3 separate regions of the Homo sapiens genome follow, and regions 2 and 3 are each linked to region 1. The links are chromatin contacts, found by Hi-C or POLR2A ChIA-PET in ENCODE. All regions are on one chromosome and are shown on one strand. The core of a region is the stretch at or near the end of the contact, and the rest is flanking DNA. Distances in the headings are between cores, read along the strand shown. Region 1 overlaps ALG14 (ALG14 UDP-N-acetylglucosaminyltransferase subunit). Region 2 overlaps LOC105378861 (a long non-coding RNA gene). Region 3 overlaps SLC44A3-AS1 (SLC44A3 antisense RNA 1).

Evidence for each region. A loop is a pair of places that touch in the nucleus more often than their neighbours do. ChIA-PET counts read pairs that join two places held with the same protein, here RNA polymerase II (POLR2A). Pooled maps may share reads with other maps.
Region 2: a map with no recorded cell type shows a loop between it and region 1 (4-fold over the local background). The contact joins two enhancer-like sites. A Hi-C loop is called at or near these places in 1 of 37 single-sample maps with no recorded cell type and 2 of 50 pooled maps. POLR2A ChIA-PET finds 5 or more read pairs at or near these places in 1 of 52 experiments (PC-3).
Region 3: a loop to region 1 is called in a pooled map, with 4 times the contacts of the local background. The contact joins two enhancer-like sites. A Hi-C loop is called at or near these places in 1 of 168 maps with a recorded cell type or tissue (PC-9), 1 of 37 single-sample maps with no recorded cell type and 6 of 50 pooled maps.

Annotation. Positions count from the first base shown.
Region 1 is chr1:95,041,017-95,043,925 of GRCh38, forward strand. The region is part of intron 2 of ALG14 (ALG14 UDP-N-acetylglucosaminyltransferase subunit); the gene reads right to left. Among named protein-coding and RNA genes, the nearest start is that of ALG14-AS1, 19 kb to the right of the region's middle. RefSeq lists enhancers at 2,152-2,760, 2,761-2,909. Within about 2 kb of position 1,520, at least 13 of the 41 ENCODE cell types and tissues checked have a DNase peak (open chromatin) inside an H3K27ac peak, as active enhancers do.
Region 2 is chr1:94,589,015-94,591,923 of GRCh38, forward strand. All of the region lies in intron 1 of LOC105378861 (a long non-coding RNA gene), which reads left to right. Among named protein-coding and RNA genes, the nearest start is that of MIR12133, 47 kb to the left of the region's middle. Within about 2 kb of position 1,502, at least 4 of the 41 ENCODE cell types and tissues checked have a DNase peak (open chromatin) inside an H3K27ac peak, as active enhancers do.
Region 3 is chr1:94,719,016-94,721,924 of GRCh38, forward strand. All of the region lies in intron 2 of SLC44A3-AS1 (SLC44A3 antisense RNA 1), which reads right to left. Among named protein-coding and RNA genes, the nearest start is that of MIR378G, 25 kb to the right of the region's middle. RefSeq lists an enhancer at 1,398-1,687. Within about 2 kb of position 1,521, at least 4 of the 41 ENCODE cell types and tissues checked have a DNase peak (open chromatin) inside an H3K27ac peak, as active enhancers do.

The DNA of each region.
Region 1 (2,909 bases), core at 270-2,769:
AAGAGATTAAGCTGTTTAAAATACTTTAAAAGCATGTATATATCTACCTGATATACTATTTCAAAAATAAGAATCTATTCACTGAAATGGCCACATCAGAATCTCTATTTGCAGTAAATTACAAATATTTTCTTATTCAAATATTTTGCTCATTTAGACCGGCCTCCTTTCAAATTAGAGATTTTTTTTTACCTTTACCTATAATTCAGTAAGTTAAGGTCCATATGAATGAGGAAAAGTGCACATATACATTATACACACTCAAAACCATAACTATGTTAAGCCACCAGTTGTAATATACATTACAGTTGACAAACTTAAATAAAACCCCACAGTTTAAACTATACAGTTACAAACATTTCTTTCAGAACTGATTGGGAGGCCAAGGCAGAAGGAGACTAGCGTAGGCAACACAGCAAGACCCCATCTTTACAAAAACAAAAATTAAAAAATTAGCTGGGTGTGATGGGCCTTACCTGTAGTTCCAGTTACTTGGGAGGCTGAGGCAGGACTGCTTGAGCCCAGGAATTCAAAGATGCAGTGAGCTATGATTGCACCACTGCACCCCAGCCTGGGCAGACAGTGAGACCCCGTCTCTTTAAAAAAAAAAAAAAAGAAAGAAAGAAAAAAAAAGAAAGGGAAAAAAGAACTGCTTAGGAACTGTGGAAAGTAACAACAAATACACTCAATGTAGACATCTCAGCAAGCTGTACACAGTCTCAGTCCACTGTGCGAAGTTAGCACCCCACCTTGTGGAAAACAGTAGGTGGTGTTCAGTGGAAGAATGTCATGTTAATTTTAGAAGAGCTGGTTGATAAATCCTGCAACCACCAAACTGCCACTGATTCTTATATAAACAGAAAATGCAAAACCAAAAAAAGAATGCAAACCAAAAGAATCCCTATTTATTACACTAGCAGCAAAACTTTTGTACTTCCAAAATAAAAGGATATGAGCCTCAAAATATTGGTGCTTGTGGTATGTGTTTGGATTATTTCTGTAGAAAATATTTATTTAGATATTTATAAAAAAATAAATATTTCATATTAGTAGGTTTTTACTCCCACTGGGGCTTGTATCTCTTCTTAGTTTTGTTTCTAAAAAATAGCTGTTTTCTAATTGTAACTTTAGAAAATACAGAAAAATATTCAAAGACAAAACCAAAAATCAACCAATATCTCCCTACTCTTTTGAAGAAGCCCCCACCCCAACACTCTATCTCACAGAGATCTCTCCCTCCTCTGCATTCAAAGCACTCATTGTCCTTTGCTTATCTTTGATTTAAACATACACACACACACACACACACACATACACACAGTTTGAAAGTTCTTCTGGTCTTCTCAGTTTCGTCAGACTCTTCGCGTTATTTATCATTCCTGTTACTTTCTTGGCACCATGTCTTCTGGAGTTCTCTGTCACTTTGCTCTGTTCCCAACTGTTTGTTCTCTAGGACCACCTATGAAGTCTTCACACTGGAACTCCCTTCACTGCTGTCCTGAGAATTCCCTTCCCTTCTCTCCTGGACTGAGGCCCAGATCCCTGGAACTGAGTCTCCCTTTTGGGTGCCCCTTGTTTTGGTGGGGCACACCCTCTGTGGGAGGGTACATGAGGAATCCATTTGAGACACTGCTCCACTGTACTTCTGAAACCTCAAATGTGATTCCTTTTCTTGTTCTTTCTGGAAGTTTTTAGTATCTTCTCTTCATCGTTAGTTCTGAAACTGTACATGACGTGTCTTGTGACTACACTTTCACTGGACTCAGGATAGTCCTTTTATTTTAAAAGTCGGGTCCTTCTGTTTTGGAAATTTCCCTGGGTCATAATTTTGTTTCATTTTGAACTTTTCCCATTTCCTTGTTCCTTCTGAATAATGGACTTGCAACATCCAGTTTGGTTGTCTAATTTTCTTGCCTTTCTCTACTGTTTTTTACGTTTTCCTTATGCTTTTAATCTTTTTCTTGAGTTCTTCAATGTGATCTTCCAATCTTTCATTGAATTTTTATTGCTGAAATCAAAATTTTAATAGCCAAGGGGTTTTTTTTGTTCTTAGTTTTTTAAAAAATAGGTCTCATTCTTGTTTTAATGAAATAATGCCCTCTCATTTCTTCGAACATAATTGTTTTCGTTTAAACTCCCCACTGCCACTGAAATGCCCTTTTCTCTAGTTCCTTTCGTTAGTTTTCTCTTTAGAGGCTTTCCTCAAATGTCTGATATTCTGTAGATGTTGATTCAACTACTGATTCTCAAGGGCGATGGGAGGGGAGGCCCCCCATACACACGTTATAAGGTCTGGAGACATTTTGGGTTGCCATAACTGGTGGTGGGGGTTGGGGGAGCACTCTTGGCATCTGGTGGATAAAGGCCAGGGATGCTGCTAACATCCTGTAACACACAGGACATTCCCCTACAATGAAGATTTGTCTGTCCCAAAATGTCAATAGTGACGAGGATGAGAAGCCCTACTTCACATTAAAGAATGAGGCATTAAAAGGCCGACTGCAGGCTCTATGTTCAGCTCTCTACCGCCTCTACTGAGAACTAGTGCAGGTCAGCGGCTAAATGATCAGCAGTGCACTGCCACCTGGTGGCAGGATGAGGGAGTGACATTGCAGAGGAAAGAAAATATAAGTCCTTCAACACTTGGAGGGGCCCGCCTGGTCCATTTCTGAAGCTTCAAGGACCTTTTAGGGGAAGGAGAGGAAAGAGGAAGGTAGAGAGGAGAAGGAAAAGAAGTAGAAGGAAAGGAGAAGGAGCGAGGAGGGGGAGAGAGGAGAGAGAAAGAGAGGGTTGAAGAGAGAGGAGAGGAAGAAGAGAGAGAAGGAGGGGAGAGGGAGAAGGGAATGAGGGAGGAAGGGAGACAGGGAAGGAGGGAGAGAGAGTGCACAAGTGTGTAGAGTTTAGGAAAC
Region 2 (2,909 bases), core at 252-2,751, 450 kb before region 1:
AGTAACAAAGAGGCCAGGTGTGGTGGCTCATGCCTGTAATCCCAGCACTTTGGGAGGCTGAGATGGACGGATCACCTGAGGGGTCAGGAATTCACGACCACCCTGGCCAACGTGGTGAAACTGTCTCTACTAAAAATACAAAAATTAGCTAGGCATGGTGGCTGGCACCTGTAATCCCAGCTACTCGGGAGGCTGAGGTAGGATAATTGCTTGAACACAGGAGGTGGAGGTTGCAGTGAGCCGAGATCATGCCACTGCACTCCAGCCTGGGCAACAGAGCAAGACTCTGTCTCAAAAAACAAAACAAAACAAAACAAAACAGGAACAAAGAATAATAAAATAGGTAGGAATTATCCCGAAATGGAAGGCCGTTCAGTTTCAAACAAGTTGACTTTTCAAGGCAACTAGTTAATTAGTTTTCCCCCAGCAAAGAATCACCTTCCTCTCTCAGGCAAGCTTGAACCTGACAACACTGCTTTCATCCCATGCAGGATGGTCACTGCCGTTTCTGGAACTCTCAGTCCCCCATCAGTGATGGTCTATTACAAAGATCTTTCTCTTCTCCTAGGAAGCACAAAGATCCTCTTTCCTGGGTCGGGCTGAGGTTCTTGAGGGCATAACTGTTACAAGGAGGCTGAGACTTAAAGTCCCCAAATGTGATTTTTCTGCTAGAACAAACTATCATAGTCAAACCTCCCTTTTTTCAGGAACAGATGAAATAATCTGAGGAAGGTGCATGGCCTGTGTGAGTGGGAAGAGCAGTGAGGTGGAGGGGCCTCAAGCCCAGAGCTCAGCCGGCCCACAGCTCTCCAGCCCAGCAGCGTGATGGAGACAGGGAAAAGCTCTCCTATAGTGAGACCCTTGGCTTTGACAAGGCTACAGTCACTCTCCCTGGATCCTGACCCAGAAGTCTTCTTAGTACTCTGAATTTCCTTGTATTTAAAGCAGAGATAAAGAGTTCCGTCCTGTAGGACCGGGACTTTTGGGTCAAAAGCTAAACACCCTGCTAAGCCTATTAATTTCTGTGTGATTTCATATACCCAGCACCTTGCTTAGATCTGGTCCTTCACAAAGACCTGAAATTCACTGAGTATTGAAAGTATTTCAGTTCATCTATGTCTGTCACCTTGAACGTGAAACAGGTTTCATGCAAAATATTAATAAAGTAGTTTTTTAGTATGTCTGCCTCTCCAATAGAGATTGCCAAACACTGGGGCTGTCTTGGTCAGCCAGAGCCAAGGGGTGACCCTACAGTAAACACCATACCTCAGGCACTTCTGCTGAAGGGTCCACCTTTCAGCATATCTGCTACACGGGATCCTCTTTTCCGCCCTCCCTCTCTCCCCAGGGCCCTCCTCCAGTCACAAGAAATGACCTGGGATGTGCTGTTGACTTAGGGTGATAGATAGGCCGTCCAGCAACTTATGACATGACCTAGTTCAAAATGATAAACTTGTCTAGGAATGCAGCTAAAAATATCAAGAGGACAAATTACTAGGAACCAGCTCAAAAGAGGGGACATTCAGAAACAGATAAAGCTGGGACCATGCCAGGTCCATGTTCCTGGCATTGAAAGTTACAGGGAAGTAAAACCCTAAGTAAGCATCAGCGAAGAGGCACAAATAAGGCTGAGCAGAGGGAAAGAACACAGCAAAAGGTAGAAGGGCAGAAAAAGAATAGCTGAGAATGTTTTCTGAATTTTAGTTTCTTTTCCTGGGTTTCTGTGCACTCCTCATAATAAACCTCCACACTTTTTGAGTCACTGTGATCTGTTTGTTGCACCCAAAAGAGCAAAACCAGAACAGTTAGATGCATGTGATCTTCCCTTCCTTCCAGGGAGTGATTCAGGCCCGTAGGGGGAGAATCTCAGATGACTGGAGTTATGGATTGCCCATACTAATGGGGCTCCCTAACAGATCAATAATACTACAAACATAGCAGGCCTCAGGTCTCTAAATTACCAGACTGAAGTAATGACTCACTCTCCTCATTTCCAATTCTGGCCCACAGTTTGTAGAAGAGGGCTTTCCTTCCTTGCTGTGGGCTGTCGAGGTCATTGACACCAGGCAGCGATCTTATTTCTCCCTGACACTGTTTCTCCCTGGCATTTGTAAGAATGGAGTAGAGGAGAATTCCTTAAGAAGGCATTTTAGATTTCTGGATAGTAGGAGAAGGAAACCAGAAAAGGCTCAACACCCCTACAAATTATTCTTTGATTTTTTCATAGCCAGCCATTGGGCATTTAACAAAAAAAAAAAAAAAAAAAAAAAAAAAAAGGGCTTACGCAGCAGCTGTGACTTTAGGAGAGTTTCACCTCACCTGGTACTGACGGATAGACTGGTTACCAGGGCTGAGTGTAAATTCTGTTCCTGTATGGGAGGAGACAGAGGTGCCCGACCCAGGCTTGCTGGAGGGCAGCACTGTTGTGGCCAGGACCACCGCTGGAACATCTCCCAGTGCTCTTTCCATCTATCTTCAAAGCAGGATTTCACTGCACAATTGAATGCTTTTCATTCTGTTGCCCAGGCTGGAGTGCAGTGATGCTATCTTGGTTTACTGCAATCTCTGCCTCCCAGGCTCAAACAATCTTCCTGTCTCAGCCTCCCAAGTAGCTGGGACTTCAGGCATGAGCCACTAAGCCTGGCTAAGTTTTGAATTTTTTGTAGAGATGGGTTTCGCCATGTTGGCTGGGCTGGTCTTGAATCCCTGGGCTCAAGCAATTTGCCCGCCTTGGCCTCACCAAGTGCTGTGATTACAGGCGTGAGCCACCCGCACCCAGTCTAAACAATTTATGGTTGTTGTTGTTTTTTAATGAGTTCATGGAAAGTTGATTTCTTCTGTCCATCAATCTTAAAAAGAGTTCTCCTCTTACTGGAAACCTGTGCTGTGAGATGAATTTGAAAGGAGCA
Region 3 (2,909 bases), core at 271-2,770, 320 kb before region 1:
AAAATGAGGAGTGTAGGCTAAATCCCCAAAGCAATTGGCAGTCTTCGATGAGTTTTAAGTGGTGTTGGCGATGGGGGCTGCACTTCCTATTTGTGTCATAGAAGCCCTCTAGCTGCTTTGTGGAGGGGTTGTAGGAAAGCAACTCTGGAAGGCAGACCTATGTGAGGGCTGCTGGAGGACAAAGATGCTTGGGCCAGAACCAAGGTACCACACAGATTGGAAAGACATAGGGTGGGAACTGCTGACTGTTTGGACACCGGGGATGGTGAGCATGAGTGATGGTGCCATTCCCTGAGTTAGGAGGTGTAGAAGGAGAAGCAGGTTTGGGGAGTTTAGTGGAGAAGTAGGTACCTGTGGGGCTACTAGTGAAGATGCCCAGAGGGCAGCCACATACATGGATTCAGAACTTATAAGTCAGTTCTCAACTGGACCTTTGGAGGGAGAGTCAGCAGCCTGTTCCTGAACATTGAAACCTTGGAAATGGATGCTATTGCCCCTTGCAGGGTTAGGATGAGCAACAGGGCTGGCACAGAACCCTAGGGAACACCAACAGGGCAAGACAGAGGATGGAAGACCAAGACTACTGGGACAAACGCCAACTCTCTACAGGCTCTGAGATGCCACAAGAGTAAGGCAAAAACAACCTAAGACTCACTCTTTAGTTCATCTAGCAAACCCAAGCTGAAAATTTAAAATACACTCGAGATTTCAATGCTGGTTTAAACTGGCTAGAGTATGGAGTCCAGCAGTTCTTTTCCCTGGTATCATAGCTGCAAACCCATCCAAACTGTGCTCTGCTCCCAACCAGTTCTTTAGGATTGAAGGAATTCAGCTTCAGCATATGAGGCGTCTCTATCCCCTGATTCACAAAGTGACTTTTCCACAATCCCAACTAATTCTGTTTCCCTGAGCTGTGCTTCACCAATATACATCTTCTTCTTTCCCTGCAGCCCTGTGGAAAAAACGTTTCAACATAAGGAAGTGTATAATGTGGAGGAAAAAACCATCATGCCCTCTAAGGGTTCATGGTCTCATTGAAATGTGGCACATCCGCCAGCTTCCCAGGGCTCCCGGGCTGGGTGTTGGGGTGGACTGGGAGTCAGATGGTGATGATGTGCCCAAGTGCATCTGACTCTTGCCTAACAGAGGAGCAATTTTTAGCAAATGTTAAGGAGGATTTGCTCTCCCTTTAGGATGATCAATTTTTCCACTAGGCAAGACTCATTCAATTGCCTTTCCAGAACCCTTACACTCTAGTCTGAATCACACATTGGGAAATTAATAATTCACTATCTTGTGCCACCAGTCATGTCCTCAAGTGGATTCTAAATTCCTTGAGGAGCCAGAGGCCATGATGTTACTTCTCCTGGATCTCCCAAGTGCCCACAACTGGGCTACATCCATGGGAGACCCTTGATGAAGTGAAGTTGATCAGGGAATGCAGAGCACTCAGGCCCACATACCTCGGCCTTGGGGAGCATCTAGTGCAACCCCTTACAGATAGGGAAACTGAAAGCCACAGGGGTGCAGCAGCGTGTGCAGTCACACAGCCCATTGATGACAGAGCTGTTACACAAGGAAGTGAGGAGAAGCAGCAGGGTGACAGACCAAGAGTGTGGCCTTTGCCAGGCCTCCTTCACTTACTGGCCATGTGAGCGTGGGCTCCTTACCACACCTCCTCCACTTCCCCTGTTATAAAGCAGAAATCATACGTGAACTTCAGGCTGGGTGCAGTGGGTGGCCCATGCCTGTAATCCCAGCACCTTGGGAAGCCAAGGCAGGCAGATCGCTTGAGCCCAGGAGTTCAAGACCAGCGTGGGCAACACAGCAAAACCCCATCTCTCCAAAAAAATACAAAAATTAGCTGGGCGTGGTGGCATGCACCTGTAGTCCCAGCTACTCAGGAGGCTGAGGCAGGAGGACTATTGGAGCCCAGGGAGGTCAAGGCTGTAGAGGGCCGTGATCACACCACTGCACCCTAGCGGCAGAATGAGACCCTGTCTCAAAATAAAAGTGAACCTCAGCTGAGGGCATTATGAAGACCAAATGGGCAGACCCATAGAAAGCTCGTGGCACAAGGCCTAGAGTAGAATAAGTGTTCAATGAACATCAGCAAAAGGGAAATACATAACTCCAAAAGAAAAACACATAATTTCATTGAAGTGTTTGCCACCTCCAAGTATTTAGTATGAATTTATTAAATAACTTGACATTTTCAACTCAACTCTACTCATATAGAGAATGCAGCTGGGAGTCGGGCACTTTGAGTTTCCTAAGCGCAGGACTGTTCCTTTCCAAGCAAGAGGTCCACACGGCTCCGAACACTGTCTAGGCTGTACTCTAACATTATTGTCAGCACGATTGCCTGCAACAGTCAGGTCTAGCAGTCAGAGCTGGAAATACCCTGCTCAGATGAAGTAATGCAACCAGAGGGCAGAAGGGAGAAGTGGTCCCCACAGCACGGGGGAGGAAGCGGAGGGAGGGTTACAGGAAAAAGCTTTTCCTTTTCACAAACTGTCACTTTAACTAAAATGCAGTCTCATCTCAGCCTGTTGTAGATGCTTATTATACACTGTAAAATCATACTCACTGGAGGTGTATTCTAGCTCCCATCTTTCCTCCCAAAGCTATGCGATCTTGGGAGTTATGCAATTTTTCTGTGCTTAGTTTCATGGTTTGCCCTTCATTCTGCAAAATGGGGATAATAGTAACTTACGGTTAACCCCTGATTAATTACTGCATCAATTTAAAAAAACAATTCCTGTGAAAGATTTAGAACAGAGTGTCTAGCGTATAATAAGCATTCTATAAATATTAGTTGCTATTGTTTTTAAAATTGTCTATCCTATAGTTTTAATACAGCTGTAGAGTTATTATTTCAGGAGCAAAATCTTGATACCCTTTTCCAC